Linked DNA regions of Homo sapiens: region 1 is linked to region 2. Evidence: chromatin loops called from intact Hi-C (ENCODE). Cell type or tissue: heart right ventricle. All regions are shown on one strand.

What was found. Hi-C counts contacts between places; a loop is a spot of excess contacts. Peaks named below come from ENCODE experiments on the same cell type or tissue, not always from the same donor. Only the 100,000 strongest peaks of a DNase experiment are listed, where the experiment ranks them.
Region 1: a loop joins it to region 2, with 2.8 times the contacts of the local background. A loop is called at or near these places in 2 of 110 quality-filtered maps.

What each region holds. Positions count from the first base shown.
Region 1 is chr20:3,864,798-3,867,297 of GRCh38, reverse strand. It overlaps MAVS (mitochondrial antiviral signaling protein), which reads right to left. Exons shown (of 7, transcript NM_020746.5): 7 at 1-1,615. The coding sequence ends at 1,151. Among named protein-coding and RNA genes, the nearest start is that of MAVS, 19 kb to the right of the region's middle. RefSeq lists an enhancer at 785-1,286. In heart right ventricle, no CTCF peak of the experiment used is centred here; a DNase peak (open chromatin) is centred at 1,515.
Region 2 is chr20:4,071,013-4,073,512 of GRCh38, reverse strand. No RefSeq gene overlaps it. Among named protein-coding and RNA genes, the nearest start is that of RNF24, 57 kb to the right of the region's middle. RefSeq lists enhancers at 1,062-1,561, 1,562-2,063. In heart right ventricle, a CTCF peak has its summit at 1,262 (motif pointing right); a DNase peak (open chromatin) is centred at 1,272.

The DNA.
Region 1 (2,500 bases), 210 kb after region 2:
ACACTGGGAAATATATATATATACTTATCCTCCTTTTACAGGTGAGAAAACTAAGGGACAGACAGATAAATCCCTTGCCCAAGGTCACAGAGCTGGTGAGAGGCAGGTTGGGACGCAGGCCTAGGCTGCCTGTGCTGCAGAGCTGCACCCTTGACCACTGTGCACTCTGCCTCTCATGCCCTCAGCTCTACCAGGTTGGGCAGGAGAGAGATGGGAGAAGCAGTGGCCACTTGCTCTGGGCCAGGCACTTGGCAAACACCTGTAGGTTCAATCTCAGAAGAACCCAGTGAAGAATGAGCCAGATACTCACTGTCCACGTGGAGAAGCAAGACCAGAAGTCTGACATCTGCCAAAGCCACACAGCCCCGGAAGTGAGGGAGCTGAAATCCAAACCTCTGCCTGAGCTCTGCCCACCAGGTGTCTCCTCCCCAGCCCATGTAGGGAGCTGAAGAGAATGGAGACCAGAGGGGAGGGAAAGAGGAGGCTGGAGAGGAGCTCCACAGGTCTTCCTCAGGCCTGACAGCTGCCCCTGGCTTCCCTGAGGTCCACAGGAACCTCCAGACCTTCCCAGGATTGCCCAGCAGGGGAGGGGGCCCAGTGGGGCAGGAACTCAAGGCAGTTGGGCTCCTGGAGAGCAGCCACCCTGCCGCTCCTGCCTGCCTCAATGCAACGGTCTCAGGCTGGGCTGCCAGGATGGGAGGCAGGTCTTGTGGAGTCGCCCACACACCACATACCTGCCCTGAGGCCTTCAGGGACCAATGCAACAGGAGAGGCATTCCCAAGCACCACATGTTCCAGTGGTCCCTCCTGCTCCACCTGGGCCAACAGGGCTGAGGCCTGGAGGAGGAAGCTCCTCTGGAGGACATGGATGATAACCTGGATTGCCAGTGGGGAAGGTCTGGAGCACTGGGGGCAGCCCAGGACCCAGAAAGCCAAGGACGGGGACCCACACAAGGCACCGTGGGGACAGAGATGCTGCTCTCAGGACTTGGTTCAGCCAAGGCATGTCCTGCTGCCAGGCCTGCAGTCCCTTAACTCCCCTCTGACCCAGCCTCCACAATCCCCAAGAAAGGGACAAGGGGCTTCGGAGAGGGGCCAGGTGTACTGCAGGAACGGAACAGATGGGTGGTGGGAAGAGCCCAGGGCTTCACTAGTGCAGACGCCGCCGGTACAGCACCACCAGGAGTGTGACTACCAGCACCCCTGTCACAGCCACCTGGAGCCACAGAGCCCCAGGTGAGGGCCTGTGGCATGGCACCTCCCTCTCCTGGAACTTCCGGTCGGCTTGTGGCCTGGGGCCGCCATCCGGGTCCGCAGGTGGCCCAGGGTTGCCCTCCAGGAGCTGGATGCTGGGGTTCTCAGCCACGTGGATCCCAAAGGTGCCCTCGGACTTATACTCATTCTCCTCTGGGCCATGGCAGGGCCCCATGCCCAAGGAGGTGCTGGCACTGATGGCAAGATCCTCGAAGCAGCCCGAGAACGGGCTGTCTACCTGGGATGCCAGCACGCCAGGCTTACTCAGCTCCGACCCAAGGCCCCTATTCTCAGAGCTGCTGTCTAGCCAGGCTGAGCTGCCTCCAGTGGCGCCGGCGGGTGTTGGAGCTGCTGGGGTCTCCTGGGAAAGAAAGGAGAGCACTGGAAGGGACTGGGGTTGGCAGGGAGACGAACCTGGTAGGGCGGTCCCATTCCCAGGCCAGGGCATGAACTAACACTCCAACCCCTCAATTCCCAATCTATAATGCCCCTAGGCCACCTTTTCTTGGAGCAGTGGGGGTAGAGGGGACCAAGAATCTGCACCAATGGTGGCCTCCTCCAGGGCAGCCTTTCCCTACTCCCTGGCCTGCCTGTGAGCTCATGCCCACCTGGAAGCCTTTGGTAGGGCGGGGCTCCATCCTGCACTGACATCCTGCCTGGGCCTGAGAACTAGAGAGCAGCCACAGGGTCAGAGGCCTGGCCATGTGCCCAAAGGGCCCTATGGACTTGGCTCTTCCCAGCAGACAGCCGCAGCTAGGGTTAGATGTGAGGCTTGGAGCAGGCAACAATGGGGGGCTGCTGGGTCCGAGTGGCTGCTCCAGGTGGGACTGCGTTCTGTAAAGCCTGGCCATGGAGGGACACACCAGGCATCCTGGTGAAGAGCAAGGCAAGAGGCAGATGGGCCACTGTGCTGTCCCCGTCACTGCTTCCTTATGTGCAAAACGGCACCGCTCGGCTTCACTAGGAACTACGAGCCCTAAATGAACTTATACACCTGACCAGTGGGTGCCCCCTGTGGCTGACCCTCCTGAGGTGTCCAGACTTAGAAGCTCAATGACTGTTCCTCCTGGAGAACATGGTGTGGGGCCTGCATGAGGCTGGTTCTCAACTGTCTGTATGCCCTCAAGGAGAGGCCACAGAGCAGCACAGGCTGGACACAGAATGCAGACTGGGAAGGGGCCAAGGCCAGGGCCAGGTGGGCAAGCTGTCCCGGGGGAAGGGGCCAGGATCCCTGCCAGGAAGGGCG
Region 2 (2,500 bases):
CTGAGGACCTATACTCTCAGCCTAGGAGCCAGCTCCTTAGGGAAGAGCCCAGAAATTAGAACTCCCTGCAAGCTCAGATGGAGTGACCTGTTCATAAAGCACATGGCCAGATACTAAAGTTCCTTAATAGATGAACGGTGAGTCCCACTCCCTGACCTGGGAGGCAGGAGAGGCCTCATGTGACCACAATTTGGGGACTGGCATTGCCTTGGCTTCATGGCACAGAGGAGACCCACACACACTCCTTCCCCTGCCAGGGAGACTCCAGGCTGAGAAAAGGACAAGTCCTCAGGTTTGAAGATGTCTCCTCATCAAAATACTTCTACATCACTCTTCATTTTATCCTTGACACACTAGCTGAGAGGCTGCCTGGAGGGTCCTGGGCCCTTGTTTTAGGGCACATAAAAATGAAGACCTCATCACCAAGGGAAGGCCCCTGCATCAGGTCTAACTAACCTGCACCAAGCCACGCCGCACACCAGACCACTCCAGCTTGACCACTGCTCCTCTGCCCAGACCCTTGATGAATAGTGCAGTCTTCTGCAGCGACTGCCACTGTTACAGCTCCACTGGCCCCGCAGCCGCCACACAGATTCCTCCAGGGATCCTCAGGACTCAGTGCACCAGAATCTCAAGGTTCCGTGTGTGTGTGTGTGTGTGTGTGTGTGTGTGTGTGTGTGTAACAGAGGAGGCATGGCTGCATTAACCCCTGTGGTCATCAGCCAATATGGCCCCCAACGATTCCCTCCTTCTTGTACCGTTTCACACTGACACCATAGGCAAGTTTTAAGTGCTTTTTTTCTGCAACTCATCTCAGCAAAGATAAATATCATTGCCTCTTATTCTAGGACATGGCAGGCTGCAGGACCCCAGTTGCACCAAACTGCCATCCCCTCCTGCCTGGTTTCCCTTCTTCATGAACCGATCAATGGGCCATAGCCAGGTTGGGATGCATGTCTTCCACAGGATGGGAACTACCTCCAGCTGATCAGGTACATGGCCTTGGAAATCATCCTACACTTTAGAGTCAACAAAGGCTGTTCCCATATGTGCCCCGAGCTCCTCCAGGTTTCTCCATCCTATGGACACAAATGAGGTGGCATTAACAGGGAAAACACACTTTATGGGCTTTTGCCCCCGTCCACAGACTAAGGGTGCTCCAGGGCCCCTCGATTTATCCCAGTTATTTCTGAATAACTGGGATATCTTACATCTGCTTAGCACGGGTCCCCTCCTAGAGAGCTATGGCCTTAGAAGCCACTTGGGGGCAGTACCTCACCACTGCCCCTGCCAGAGTGCCCTGATGACCAGCACTATGGACCCTCCTAAATTCCATCTGTTCTCCCCCTATAGCCTCCAAGTTGGCAACCTGAGACCGTAGTAGGTCTGCGTATCACGCAGAAATGGGAGAAGGACCCTTGTAACGGATTCTGTTGGTGCCCTGCCCAGATTCCTCTCCTTGGCCACTGCACCCACCCACCAGCTATTGCTAAGATCTCCCCCAAAAAGTAATTGACACAGAGGTGCAAAAAAATCTGTCCTGCTTACCCCAACGGGGGACAGCTCAGTGGCCGATCCACACCCCAGAGCTTCCCCTGGATCAGGCTGAAGTCAGACCCCAGCTGAGACCACTTCATGCTTAGCATCTTCCCTGCCCTGGCCTGCTTCATTCCCTCCCTCTTATGTCTCTCTAAGAGTACTCGCTCAATAAATCACCTGCTCAAGAATCCTCAGCTCAGCCTTTCACTCTAGAGAAGAAAACATACCCTTCTTCCCAAGTTTGTGTCTGGAACCCTGTCCCAACCTTGCTTCGGCCTCAGAATCTCGTGAAATCAGCTCCTGCTTCTGCCTACAACCCTCTCTGTGTGCCCTGGGGGCAGTTACATGGAGACCCGATGAGAGAACAGACACCCCTCTGTGTTTCTCCACTACACTCCTCATTCCACCCTTCTCTCCCCCAGGAGCCCACCCACCAGCCACCGCCTGAGCCCTTTCCCCACTGCAAAGCTGCCTTCCTGCCAGATTCCACCCCCAGGACTCCCACTATGTATGGTGAATGTATTTGACCTTCAAAACCATTCTGTTCCATCAGTATTAAGTCTACTATTTTTTCTAGTGGAGAAGCCAGAAGCAATTTACTGCAAAGCCAATGCAGCTTAAGCTCACTTGCATGGGCCCCTTCCAAAGCCCTGCAATTTCGTAATCATAGTTTTTATTCTTCTGCTTGAGGAGGGCTCCCAAATTGTATCAGCCTCAGGCCCCATAAAACCTAACTCTACCCTTGGAAAAATGGAAGCTCTGAAAGGTGAAGTGATTTGTCCCACGACACAGGCCTGATGAGCAACAGAAGCAGAAGTTGACCCAGGTTTGCTGCCTCCCAAGTTCTTTTCCCGTCCTCCATCCTATGATCCATCCCTGCAACTCCCCTGGGCCTACTGCAGCAGCCTCCAGGATCCAGCCCTTGGCTTCCCTCTACCTCCAGCACATAGCCTTCCCAGTT